5 separate regions of the Homo sapiens genome follow, and all the other regions are linked to region 1. The links are chromatin contacts, found by Hi-C or POLR2A ChIA-PET in ENCODE. All regions are on one chromosome and are shown on one strand. The core of a region is the stretch at or near the end of the contact, and the rest is flanking DNA. Distances in the headings are between cores, read along the strand shown.

What was found. Hi-C counts contacts between places; a loop is a spot of excess contacts on that map. ChIA-PET counts read pairs that join two places held with the same protein, here RNA polymerase II (POLR2A). Pooled maps may share reads with other maps.
Region 2: a pooled map of right cardiac atrium shows a loop between it and region 1 (2.0-fold over the local background). The contact joins two enhancer-like sites. A Hi-C loop is called at or near these places in 1 of 168 maps with a recorded cell type or tissue (breast epithelium) and 2 of 50 pooled maps. POLR2A ChIA-PET finds 5 or more read pairs at or near these places in 1 of 52 experiments (GM12878).
Region 3: a loop to region 1 is called in a map of heart right ventricle, with 2.7 times the contacts of the local background. The contact joins two enhancer-like sites. A Hi-C loop is called at or near these places in 4 of 168 maps with a recorded cell type or tissue (IMR-90, chondrocyte, heart left ventricle and 1 more), 1 of 37 single-sample maps with no recorded cell type and 11 of 50 pooled maps.
Region 4: a map of endothelial cell of hepatic sinusoid shows a loop between it and region 1 (3-fold over the local background). The contact joins two enhancer-like sites. A Hi-C loop is called at or near these places in 2 of 168 maps with a recorded cell type or tissue (chondrocyte and endothelial cell of hepatic sinusoid) and 3 of 50 pooled maps.
Region 5: a loop to region 1 is called in a pooled map, with 5 times the contacts of the local background. The contact joins two enhancer-like sites. A Hi-C loop is called at or near these places in 7 of 50 pooled maps. POLR2A ChIA-PET finds 5 or more read pairs at or near these places in 3 of 52 experiments (A549, BJ and activated CD4-positive, alpha-beta T cell).

The regions. Positions count from the first base shown.
Region 1 is chr10:3,239,452-3,242,050 of GRCh38, forward strand. All of the region lies in intron 2 of LINC02668 (long intergenic non-protein coding RNA 2668), which reads right to left. Among named protein-coding and RNA genes, the nearest start is that of LINC02668, 17 kb to the right of the region's middle. Within about 2 kb of position 1,307, at least 5 of the 41 ENCODE cell types and tissues checked have a DNase peak (open chromatin) inside an H3K27ac peak, as active enhancers do; they include heart left ventricle and heart right ventricle, where a contact is called at or near this core.
Region 2 is chr10:4,174,718-4,177,316 of GRCh38, forward strand. No RefSeq gene overlaps it. Among named protein-coding and RNA genes, the nearest start is that of LINC00702, 68 kb to the right of the region's middle. Within about 2 kb of position 1,291, at least 2 of the 41 ENCODE cell types and tissues checked have a DNase peak (open chromatin) inside an H3K27ac peak, as active enhancers do.
Region 3 is chr10:3,885,604-3,888,202 of GRCh38, forward strand. No RefSeq gene overlaps it. Among named protein-coding and RNA genes, the nearest start is that of LINC02660, 25 kb to the right of the region's middle. Within about 2 kb of position 1,293, at least 24 of the 41 ENCODE cell types and tissues checked have a DNase peak (open chromatin) inside an H3K27ac peak, as active enhancers do; they include heart left ventricle and heart right ventricle, where a contact is called at or near this core.
Region 4 is chr10:3,851,213-3,853,811 of GRCh38, forward strand. No RefSeq gene overlaps it. Among named protein-coding and RNA genes, the nearest start is that of LINC02639, 19 kb to the left of the region's middle. RefSeq lists enhancers at 1-311, 1,020-2,219. Within about 2 kb of position 1,284, at least 37 of the 41 ENCODE cell types and tissues checked have a DNase peak (open chromatin) inside an H3K27ac peak, as active enhancers do.
Region 5 is chr10:3,827,709-3,830,307 of GRCh38, forward strand. No RefSeq gene overlaps it. Among named protein-coding and RNA genes, the nearest start is that of LINC02639, 4.9 kb to the right of the region's middle. RefSeq lists enhancers at 1,702-2,290, 2,291-2,599. Within about 2 kb of position 1,288, at least 17 of the 41 ENCODE cell types and tissues checked have a DNase peak (open chromatin) inside an H3K27ac peak, as active enhancers do.

The DNA of each region.
Region 1 (2,599 bases), core at 57-2,556:
GCAGCCACGATGGGTGCTGGGGAAAGTCAGGAGGACTCGGGATGAGAAAGAGGCAGTAACTCCCGGTGTGTTCTGTCTGGGGGACCCAAGAATGTCTGCACCATCACTTCTCGGTTCTCGCTGGATGTAGCGTGGGGCTCACTGGGGTCACACACCCTACGGGATTTTGAAGTTTCAAAGACCTCTGGGTTTTATTTGTCTCCTGACCTGCCCGTGTTCATCCAGGTGTTAATCTGCCACCATGCCCTGCCTTGCAGCGCAGGGAAGACCGCAAGGCCGCAGCACCCTACGCCCCGGACGACCCGCCGCACAGGTGTGAGGCCATCGCACCGCGAGGGAACGGTCACTAGGTGTCGCCGTCTTCCTCGGAATGGAAGCCACGTTTCTCCTGCACCGTTGAAATGGACTGGAACAAAATTTTCTAGACTTCAAGGAAACCATCCTTTCTAATAACAATGAGATGGTAATTAGTAGGGGAAGTGGCATAAAATTATTTCACCATTTAGTGAAACCATGATTCTAAACTACAGAAAAAACTGTCTTTTTTAAAGCTCATTCAGCCGGGTGCAAACCGCCTTGCTGGCGGGCGGCACCTGAAGGTGACCTGGCCTTGTCCCCCCCTCCATCCCCCCAGTTTCCTCTCTGTGGTGAACGTGGTTGGGGTTCACGTCTCACCCCCCATGCAGACCCCAGCAGATCCTGAGGGCAGCGTGTGGACCATGTCCGAAGGGTCCAGAGGAAGATCCCACATGTGTAGAATACAGACCCATGGCCCCTGGGAGAGTGAAGGACACGCAGATGATTGGCAGCGGCCACTTCTCACACAAGCAACCCCTCTCTGTTTTACTGATGAGAAAACAGAGGCTTAGAGCGATTGTGTAACTTTCCCACAGCCAAGTTCAAACTCAAAGTGGGTTTCAAAATTTAGGTTTGTCCGGCTCCGAGACCCGTGTTCTCTGCAGGGCACTTAGAGGACTCCTGTGCTGACCTCTCAGGCAGCCTTCTACGAAGGGACGCGGAGAATAACAGGAAGGATTTCCATTTCCTTTTTCTAGGAAAAAAACAAAAGGCAAGAGGTAGGAATTCAGAGCTAGAGTCGCTTTACAATTCGGTTCCATTGTCGAGACGGAGAGATTCCACGACCATGACAGAAAGTGAGACTATTTAGGATTTGCCAAATAGGATGTTTTCTGAACCAATCAACATAGAACGGAAATGAGTTGGGACAAATGGCAGTGCAGTGAGAGGAAAGGTGAGTCTTCCAGCAGCCCTGCCTCCCTCATCCTGGGAGGAAACGTCCGCAGAAGCCGGGCTCCCCTGTGCCTTCCCCAGCCCTGCCTCCAGGAAGCTCTCTGAGCATTTCCTACAGACCCTGCCCCATGCTCTTCTCCTGCCGGTTTTCTCCACGTGGTTTTCTCCATGTGCAGAAACGATGATTCGGGTCTGGCACAGTGGTTCATGCCTGTAATCCCAGCACTTTGGGAGGCCAAGGCAGGTGGATCACCTGAGGTCGAGAGTTCGAGACCAGCCTGACCAACATGGAGAAACCCGTCTCTACTAAAAATACAAAATTAGCCGGGCGTGGTGGTGCATGCCTGTAATCCCAGCTACTTGGGAGGCTTGAGGCAGGAGAATCGCTTGAACCCGGGAGGCAGAGGTTGTGGTGAGCTGAGATGGCACCACTGCACTCCAGCCTGAATAACAAGAGAGAAACTCTGTCTCAAGAAAAAAAAGATGATTCGGAGCTGCCTGGAACATGGAACAGCCCAGCGAGTCGCTGGCTGCAGTTCTCAGACCCAGGCTCTGCCGATCTCATCCCAGGCTGGAAGAGTTGCCACCAAGGCGTGTGGGTGCCATTTGCTGCAAAAGTTCTTATGGAGAACCATGACACATAACCGTGCCAGCTTCTCATGCCGGGAGACCGCAGCGCCTCTCCACACAAGTGGGGCCTTCCTTCTGCACTTTTATTCTGCAGTTGGGCTCCCGCTCCAGGGGGCTCCGTGTTTCTAAGAACCACAGCCCAGCATCATTAAAGAAGGCATTATTTTGTGTTTAGTAGAGCACTAAATTGGTGAAATATAGTTGTGATTCTGGTAGTGAATATCCCTGTTGCCACGGTAACGATATTATGTCATGGGAGGCTGTCTCGAGTGCTCCTGGGAGCAGCCAGGTCTCCGTGAGCTCCTGTTTACTCTAAAGACTCCGGCAGCCCACATGTGTGCACGCTGAATAAAATCGTGCTGCGGGACCACAGTGCGGGGAGGCACCGACTCTGTCATTCTGTCAACGCACCGCACAGTCACGAACATCAGCATTGACATGAAATGGACGGTTAGGGAGCTGCAAAGGACTCATGCTCCTCTATTGCACGAATTTGTCTTTTCATATTCAAAGTACTTGTAAGAGCTCCAAGTTCCACGTACTCAGCCACTAACCTCAGGCATCTGCACGGGAGACTTGGTACACAGGCTCACATGCATGCACGCACACAGGCACACGTACAAGCGCCCGTGTACACACAACAGTGTACACATGCGACACACATTCACACACATGTGCAGATGCACACACACAGATCAGTGTGAGGAAGAGTCAGGGG
Region 2 (2,599 bases), core at 41-2,540, 940 kb after region 1:
GAGATCGCACCAGTGCACTCCAGTCTGGGTGACAGAGCGAGACCATCTCAAAACAAAACAAAAAAAAAAAAAAAAGAAGGAGAGATGATGCTGCATGCCTGGTATTGCGATCTCAAAAGAGTGATCATTCTACATACATTCTTAGCAAAACCTTCTGTTTTTTGCAAACCTCAATAAATTATTGTATGTGCGTCATAAACTGCTGTAGAATTTTGTCCAGGCTCAACACCAGAATTTCTCCGTGAAAATCAGGAAAACAGCCAGTCTGTGGCACTTCTTCCTTTCCCAAAGAATCGTCAGTTTCCTGCACACGTGGAGGTTCCCGAGGCAGCACAGGGCCTTGTGTTTCTGGAAACATTGACGTGCAAGCCCTGATCCAGCCCATGTGAACAGGTTAACCTCACCTCTCCCAATTGGGGAGGTTATTCTCTCTGGTGAAGAAGATTTAAAAACCGTGGAACAGAGCAATTTTGTTTTCTGTCTGCCCCATGTCACCTTCACGCCTTGCCCAAAATGATTTTGTCAAAAACCCAGTGAAAACAACAAGTATGTTTTGTTGTGTTTGTGTGTGTGCTGTTAAACTTTCTGACAGGCTTCACGTATTCTGCACTTAAACTTTCTAGAAAATGTTCCTACAAGTCCATGTGCCTTTGAATATGTCCATGGTTAGATTGAATTTATGGAAACCCCGCTTACATACACTGGTATTTTAAAATATATCTCCCCATCCATTCTCTCTCATTTTCGGTTTTTTATATTTTGGATTGTTTTAAGCCTTGTTATTTATAAACTCGTGAGTTAATCTTTCCATTTTTAAGGTGGTAGAACCACTTTCATAGAGAATAATTGCATCATGACAGAAGTTGCTGCTTGCTCAGAAGTGACAGAGCATGAATTTAAAGTTAGGCCTGTCTGACTCCAGAGCTGGCATGTGTAGACGCTGACAACAAAGTGCAGACACATGTGTCCTGTCCCTGTCTTGGTGTGGCTTGGACATTGGGATTATAGCGGGCTGTCAAGGTTGAGAACCACTGGCCTGGAGCAGCTCAGGCCACCTGACAGCTGAGGGTTGGAGGAGGACATCCAAGATTATTCCACAGACCTCCATGTGGGCCTGAGTTGCAACCTTACACCCATAGAAGGTAGGACAGGGAGATGAGGGACCCCAGCCTTGAGAGGAATGAGTGACAACAGCTTCAGCTGGCCCCTGCTCAGCTTCTTCTGTTACCATAGACATGACTTGGGTTTAGAAATAAGTGTCCCCTCAGACTCGAGTTCAGCAGATGGTGTGAGGGAGACAGAGAAATGTGGAATAAGAAGGGGAACAGACAGTGGCCAGGGCTTCAGGCTGCTGCTGGGCCCTAGAACACCAAGTTCGGGTTGTTATTTTGGTGATTCAGAAGCAGAAGTTTCAAAGAGGGAAAGTTAAACCAGTGTGCAGCCAATCAGGATGCTATTCAAAGAACACTTGGTAAACAGCAGTGTCTAGGTTTTCATTGTTCTTCCTCCCACTTGTTTTTAGAAGCTGCAAGACCACACAAATTCTGGGTGGACCAAAGAATTCTTATCCTCAAAGGGAGAGAGAACATTATTGGCTTTGCCAGTTCTTTAGTGCACAGATCAAAGACTCCAAGGACTGCTGGGCGCGGTGGCTCACGCCTGTAATCCCAGCACTTTGGGAGGTCCAGGCGGGCAGATCACTTGAGGTCAGGGATTCGAGACCAGCCTGGCCAACATGGTGAAACCTCATCTCTACTAAAAATACAAGAATTAGTCAGGCATCACTGCATGTGCCTGTAATCGCAGCTACTCGGGAGGTTGAGGCAGGAGAATCACTTGAACCCAGGAGGCGGAGGTTGCAGTGAGCCGAGATTGTGCCATTGTACTCCAGCCTGGGAGACAAAGTGAGACTCCTTCTCTAAAAAAAAAAAAAGACTCCAAGGACAATTGGCATGAGAGGAGATGCAGTGTGGCTAGTTCATTCGTTTCTGAAAAATCACCAGATTAAAGTGAATGGGGAACTGAAATTTTTTTAAAAAAAGAAACTTAAAAAAGATGAATCATGAATTTTTTGTTAAAAATATTTTGATGAAGAAGCCAAACTGGATGAAAAAAAAATAACTGTGTCCTTGACAGTCTAGAAGAAGGTGGCATGAAATGGCCTGCCTGTCTTTGTGTGCATGTGGCTAAGTGCAATACTTGTGTGTACATGTGTGCATTAGTGTGTGCATGTGGCTATGTGCAATACTTGTGTGTACATGTGTGCATGAGTGTGTGCATGTGGCTATGTGCAATACTTGTGTGTACATGTGTGCATGAGTGTGTGCATGTGGCTATGTGCAATTCTTGTGTGTACATGTGTGCATGAGTGTGTGCAAGTGCATATGTGCACATACTTGTGAGTATATGTGTGTACATGTGTAAGTGCACATATTTGTGAGTATATGTGTGGATGTGTGTGTATGTGCATATGTGTATGTGCATATATTTGTGTATATATGTGGATGTGTGAGCATGTGCATATGTGCACATACTTGTGTGTATATGTGTGTACACAAGTGTATGTGCACATATTTGTGTGTATAGGTGCACATGTGCG
Region 3 (2,599 bases), core at 43-2,542, 650 kb after region 1:
GAATGCAGCTTGAAGTAATCCTGACTCCAAAATTCTTCCTTCTTTGCTTGTCTGTGACCAGCATTATATGGATGAGAAACGGGACTCACTGGCAAGGAGACTGCGTAGTTGCTGGAGTTATACCTCCCTACTTCTCCTCACTTAACACACATCCACCTAGCAAAGCACTCTCCCTCAGATGCAAAGCCAAAGCGGCAGCAAGCCCCATTCCCTAGACACTCAAGAGCTGTTCTCTGTGCTGCAGCTGAAGCTGGCTTCAGACCCCTTGGGCGGGCTCCCAGGCAACCTACAGTGCAATGACAGCGTCCATCGCCCCCTCTCCTGCAGAAGGCCACGTTACCATCTTGACCATTTTTCGCATCATCAGTGCTAACCTCCTAACCAAACTTTCTAGCCCGTAGGCCAAAGCTGCACCCCTTAGTTAAAACACAGTTAAACTCCAACTAACCTAAAAAGAGTATTCTATTTGTTTAACATCAGGGAGCACTAATATAGCAAATATATCAGGTAGCCATACACCCAAGGTCTGGGGGCTCCTGGGAGCTTCACCCCCGCTGCAACAAGAACAGAGCCCGATCTTTTCCATCACTTGTTTATTATTATTATTATTATTATTATTATTATTATTATTATTATTATTATTATTATTTTGTAAAGGGGGCTGTGGGCGCTCCACTCCAGCTGCGCGGGAAGAAGGAAGCAATGCTGACTTGACCTTCTGCAGCCGCGGAGGGGGAGATGGATGCTGTCCTGGTGCTGTAGGCTGCCTGGGAGCCCCGCCCCGCGGATCTGAAGAGCCCTCCTCCCCTCGGGAGCTGTTTAGGCAGCTTCGGGTAGAGATGGAGGCCTAATCGTTTTCATTATCTTCTGCATATCCACTCTTTATTTTCTGAAATGCTTACGAATTTTTTTCTTTCATATTTATCACCTTAGAATTTGGTAGCAGTATTTTGGAAAAATGTTAACGCCTGTCATTGTTCGGAAATTTCAAAGAACTTCTGACATTGCCTTTTTCTACTGATGACAGCAGTGCGGCCCCAAGCTGCCTGCCTTTGGGAGACAGAGGAGCCACACTTGTACATGCTTTGAAAGTGAGAAACTTACAGAAACCTAGAAAAAGGATTTTGGACCTCAGGATCTGAATGGTTCTTGGAGTTCTTTGCAGATGAGGTAATGTTTTGGTTAACTCATAGGTCAGACCTGCTGTCCTTAGCTAACTTGCCCGGGAGGTTTTTAACGGAAGGCCTGTGTTAGCACAAATCATATTTCCTGATGACGAGCAGAGACCTTGATCTGGTCTTAAAGAACGCGTTTTCCAACTTACCCTGGGACTTTTTTGAATTAGCCGGCCACATATACCAGGGTTCTCAGAGGATTTTTTCCCCCCTTTCTCTCTGTCTCTTTCTGGGTTTTTCCTATTACTAATTATACAGGCAAGAAGGTAATGATTTCTGGTGTTCTTTCCTTTAAACCTCTACTTTGAGATCAGCAGCCCGGGACACAGATAAATAGGTCAGTTATTACTGACGTCACAGGGAACTCCTGGCTCAGATTAACCGCGCAGAGATGGACGCCTGTGAGTGTGTGCAAGGGGTGATGAAACATAAAGTACAGTCAGTTCATTTAACAACAAATTCCAGCAACAGATGATAGATAAAAATAGATCCTGAAGGATCTATGTAGATCTAAATAGATGATCCATGAGCCACATAATTAGGGAATAAAAGGACTCCAGTCTTTACCAGCGAATGTAAAATTGGGTAGGCAGACTCAGACCCTTACTTATCAGTGGATTCCAGCCCTAATTCCAGGAGGCCTCACCTCACCTTGGGGGCTTCTCTTTTCCTTAACCTAACTGGTTAAGCCAGGAAAGCTGTGAAATACCTTAGTTACTTGGTGAAGAGCCATTATTACCAGATTATTATCACATTCTCAAAAAGCTTTGCTGTGAGCTGGGCAGGTGCGGCGGCTCACACTTGTAATCCCAGCACTTTGGGAAGCCAAAGTGGGCTTGGGGCCAGGAGTTCAAGACTCAGCCCAGCCAACATGTGGAAACCGCATCTCTACTAAAAATACAGAAAATTAGCCGGGCATCGTGGTTCATGCCTTGTAGTCCCAGCTACTTGGGAGGCTGAAGCACGAGAATCGCTTGAACCTGGGAGATGGAGGCTGCAGTGAGGTGAGATGAGGCCACTGCACCCCAGCCTGGGAGACAGAGCGAGACTCTGTCTCAAAACAAAGAAAAAAAAAACTTTGCTGTGTTTCACATTTTAAAAATTTTATTTTCCATAGTCTCCGGTTCCCAGACATTTCCTGAGACTCCTGTTCATTCAAGAGAGGTGGAGAAAGCCATAAATGAGAACAAACCCGTCCTTCTCACTAAGGGGAATTTCCTGGCAAAACGGAGCCTGGCACGTCAGTGTCTGGGGTTAGTTACTATCACCGCTGCTCTGGGACTGAGTCACAGCTTCCTCCAAGGCTTAGGGTGCCCCAGACACAAACTAGTTTTCTAAAACTTCTCAAGGCATTCCGTTCCTCCTTCGTTCCAGCCCCTCATGTTATTAACTCACCTAATTCATCACATGGGCATTGTGTACAA
Region 4 (2,599 bases), core at 34-2,533, 610 kb after region 1:
TGCTCAAGTGATATTTCCATGAAAGTACAACTTAGTGACAAATTACCCATTATTTGAACGCTACAACTTTCACAGAACAAGTTGGACAATGTGTATAGAAGCAAGTTTCTTAACAAACAAGCTATATTACTTAGGAGTAAGGAAGGGGAATGTGGCATCTCATTTCAGACTCTTAACTTCCTCTTTTGAGTCTGACACATCTTCTATATTTTCTTAAGGCCTCCCAGAAGCAAACAGGCAAGGCTGGAAAAAGGAAGTTAAATAGTGATTTGCTCAATTTGAAAGAAACATAACTTTTTCACATGATACCAAACGTTTCCCAAATGAAACACTCCCTACCCTGCCCCAGCATGCAACTTTCCAACTAAATCTGGCCCAAGTAAGTCGTCTCATCAGCTGGATTAAATATACTTTCTTCATCTTTGGCTGGGTCTTACCAAAATGAGTGATTCAACTTCTTAGGAGAGATTGCTGCAAGGGTTACACCAACAGATAAATATGGGAATTTCTTTCACACTTGCTCGTTTCAGACCAATAGCAGAGCTAGGTAAACAGTGATCTCATCTTCAGTCACACAGTTTTGCTGACATTACAAAGAAAGGTGTCAACACAGATTTAAGGTGGCTGTCAACTTACTGAGTCCATCATTTTGGCTTTTGAGTTTTTCACCATAGAGAGCTAACTGAGAAAAACGAAAAACTTTTTTTTCTACTTTTTTTTTAAACTAGAAAAGCAATGGCTGCTCCTTAAATATATGTAAAGAATAGAAAGAAGAGAGAAAGGTACTAATGTATCCCACCACCTATATGGAAACAGTATTCATATTTCTCCTTGATTCTGAAACATTTATGATCTTTGCAGGGAAATTTTTGGTATGTTTCAGGTAACTGTAGATGAGAGCTCTTTCTTTTCAATCAGTTCTGAGAACTTGATATCTTAAGTGGTTCTTTAAGTCCAAAATATTTCAGTTGAGTTAAACTTTAACCAACCTAGGTGATTAGTGTATATGCTCTAAAACCTTGCGGAACACTTTGTATCAACAAATAACACAAACCCTGAATTCCTGGAGCATGTATTATGTTTATATTCAAACATAACCCTGAAATGTGTTCTTACTCTAAGTATCTCAGACACATTCTTCTTATTTGAAAGCTTCGTGTATTACTCAACAACCTCTAACATATCTCAGCGATGTTAAAGACACATAGAGAAGAAATGACATCATGAAGCTGATTCTGTTCTTTCAGCTTTGTGTTTAGCTAATGCTGAACAGAGCGGTGAGTCATGCAGTCCTGTGACCAGCCAGGCGCTTTTCCAATCAGAGTCTGTTAAGATCTTTGACAACAGTACCTGTAGTTGTTTGAAGAGGAGGTTTCAGTAGTGACCTGTACCCTTGGTAATAACAGGCTTTATAGGTAACAAAATGTGTTCTCTGCCTACTGAATAACAAAACACCAATCATGAGATAACGCTTAGTAAAGCTGACTCATTTCCTCCTTTACAGATGAAAGGAGTTGTCCAAGAAATGACTATCTCAGAGGGAAATTTTCCTTCAGGTCATTACGTGAGTCTCTTTAAAGCATGGCGGACTGTAGCATTAGGTTTTCAGTTATTAGGTATATTAAAAAGTAAATTTTATTATGAAATAATATCATACATTTAAAGCCCGGTCCGGTTTTATCTTGAAATATGTGATAACTCCTGGTTTCAGATGCGATTCAGAAGAAATAGGTTGACTTGTATCATCAGGTGTCCAGAAGATTAAAATTTCTGTTTTATTAAAATGTGGAATTCACGTTTGTTTTCAGCCAAGCAAGGTTTGGTGATTCTGCAGCTGTCACCCTCAGCATCTCTGTAGGACAGCCTCTTGCCCCTCTTCACCCAGGTCTGCAGGAGGGTGGCAGCGTGGCTTGGGAAGGCTGGGTGGCGGGAGCTCAGAGGGGGTGCAGTGTTCCCACCACACAGCGGCGGCTCAACTGCCCAGGCTGTGGGGTTTCCAGCTGTGTCGTGTTGACTTGAACCGACTCAGCAGGCGGTGCCCTCCTGGAGCACCTGAAGCCTCCAGAGAAATATGATGGAAAACCAAGAGGCCTCCACCTCCCTGACTTGCTGCGACCTCCTGGGCTTTGCAGCCAGGCTGCTTTCGTGGATGCAGTCCTCGAAGCTAGTTTGGAAGACATTTATTTTTAAATATACAGGAAGCCAAATACGTTGAGAGAAAAGCCGCCTAATGCATTCCTCTGTTCATCTCCAAAGTCATAGCTGGTTTTCTAGACCCGATTTTCATCAGACTTTCCAAAGACAGAAAGAGTCTCCTCTACATAGGGCTTCCTTCTTTGCCTTCATCTGTAATGCGAGCCTTGCCCTAGGTTGCCTCTCTCTCTCCTTGCTCCGCCTGCTTCGGAATTCTCCTGTCATTTCAACAGTGGTACCAAGCTTTTTGTTGTTAGGAAATCACAAATTCTGAAACACACTCAACTGAGCAGATTTAAAAATAACCTAGGCTTCTCTACTATTTGGGTAAGGCCACTTGCTTGTTTGGGGTTGCTAATGGGAATAAGAGACTATGTGTGATTACCTCTAGAGCCTGCTTGTTTGC
Region 5 (2,599 bases), core at 38-2,537, 590 kb after region 1:
TCTTCTGTTGGGAAATTCCAGCAACAGGGACCTTGTTTCAGAGCTACCGGACTGTAACATCTGGTAGCGATCCCTGAAAGAGTAATCGGGAGAAGCACTGGTTGGAGGGTTGAGGAGGGGGAACTCAACACCCCACCTCCAACCCCCAAAAGAAACCTCTGTGTGTGTGTTCCTGTATGTACGCGTGCGTGTGTTCCTGTATGTACGCGCACGTGCGTTCCTGTATGTACGCGCGCGTGTGTTCCTGTATGTACGCGTGTGTGTTCCTGTATGTACGCGCGTGTGTGTTCCTGTATGTACATGTGTGTGTCTGTGGTCTCCGAGCGTGTCTGTGTGCTTCTGTGTCTCCATGTGTATATTTAGGTGTGTGTGACCCTGTGTATGTCTGCACTTGCACCTGTGCCCGTGTTCGCGTATGCTTCTGGGGGTGTGTATGTGCTCGTGTGCATGTGTGTATTCATGTCTGTGTGTACAGTACATGTGTGTCTGTGTGTGCTGGGTGTGTATGTGTGTATATGTACTGCTGTGTGTCTCTGTGTGTATGTTCATGTATATATGTGTGCATGTGTCTGTGTGTATGGCTGTGCATGAGCTTATGTGTGCGTGTCTTTGTGAGTGTGTAAGTGTATAGACGTGTGTCCATGTGTATGTATAAGGGTGTGTATATGTGTATCTGTGTGACTATGCATCTGCGTGTGCACATATGTGTCTGTGTGTCTGTGTGTGCATGTGTCTGTATACATGTGCATGGCCATATGTGTATCTGTGTATATTTGTGCCTGTATGTGTAGGTGTGTGTCTGTGTGAGACTCTGTGTGGGTACCTGTGTCTCTGTGTGTGTGTGACTGTGTGGGTCACTGTGTGTGTGCATGGGGTGAGGGAGGAAGTAGAAGAAGGAGGCATTTTCCCTGGAAACATGCAAACGTCCCGCCGTGGGGCACGAGCTCTCTGAGTTCTTGGAATGATTCTGACGTCCATCGTAGCAGATAAGTGAAGTTGTCCTCATCCGGAAATAGAGAGAGAGGGATTGCTTTGACATAAAGCTACACCACTTTGTGTATAATGTAATGAATGAATTCATAAACATTAACAAAAACCTGTTTTAAAGGAACTTATAAAACAATGACTAGGCAAAGATCTGTAGAATGCTGTTCATGCCAGAACTCGATGTTAAAATAACAGACATCGCTTAAGAAACTTGGTATGTAAGGAAACTTCTCGGCACCCACCCCCTCGTTTCTGAAAAATTACTAGTGAGTCTTTTGACCTTTCATTTAGTCACGTGAAGTTTTCATGGGTAATTCTTTCTTTCCCTTTAAACTACAATCAGAATCGAAACTGAAACTAAGAAAAGCTCAAGGACGTCAGTATTTGTCTTTTAAGCTGTTAACAAAAATAATAAAACTCTGAAGACTGTTGTCAAAAAACACAATGGTGGTATGATGAAGAAAAGATTATATATGCAAAAACAGACATCAAACCTTAGTTTAGTTTCTAGTAATATAAAATACAAAAAACATATAGAGAGATTTTTAAAGGGGGGTTGGCATTCCCGTATTCACACTGTAGGTCTAAGGAACATGAATGTATTTTGAAAGAATGTCAGAATGACTTAGATATGAAGGAGACACCCACCTCTATATATTCCTAGCCCCTAAGTACCATATTTAGAAAGTAGTTAAATTCTACTGCATTTGTCTGGGAACTTCAATAGAAAAGACCCATACAAACAAAACCGTATTCTCTTCTCAAAAAACAAAACAAGAAAGTACAAGAGCTTCCCATGAGGGTGTCTTTCAGTGCCTGAACTTGGTGTTTGATAGGACCAGGACATGTGGAAGCTTCTGGAAGGCCTGTCCTGTTGCACTCACTCCCTCTGCACTTCCTGGGCACTGTCTGGGGTCTCTGTGCCTGTGTCCCTGTGGACTGAGAGCTGGGCTGAGGAGGCTGTTTCCTGACAATGCTTAGGATGCCTCAGTCTCCAAGGAGAGGCTCTTCCTGAGCTTGTAGCTCAAAGATTATCTTGCTACCTGGCACTTGAGCATGGGGGGACCGACTTTGCTTCCATCCTCCCAGGCAGGTTGCCCGACCTTCCTTTGTGCCACCACAGAACTCCACATTCATCCCTAATTTGGATGTGAAAACTGCCCAGCAGGGGAATGAGCCGCCCCAGGCTGAGGGCCTTGTGATTTATCTCTGTGTTCCCAGTGCCTAAAGCAGGACCAGGCACAAAAGGGGCTCAAGTTGGTGTTGATGTGAAAGAGCCCATGAATTCATGCTTGTCCTATGAGCCAAGCCCAGGAGTTTGGTGCTGGAGTTACGTGGCCCACTGGGCCGTGTTTTCCTGTGCCTTGGGGGCTGCGTATCGAAGCCCTTGCACTTCTGGGGAGAATATCCTTCTAAGGCCATTCTCAAAGTTGAGTGCCCTCTGCAGGGGGTGTGGTGGGGGAGGCAGCGGTGGAGAAAATGAACCGGGGACCCTCCCTATCTTATCCCTCTCTTAGACACTCAAAATGCCCCTGGCATATTTTAGGGCTCTAAGAATTCACGAAAGTCTGCTAAACATTATTTCAGTTAGTATTTCCCATATTAATTGACC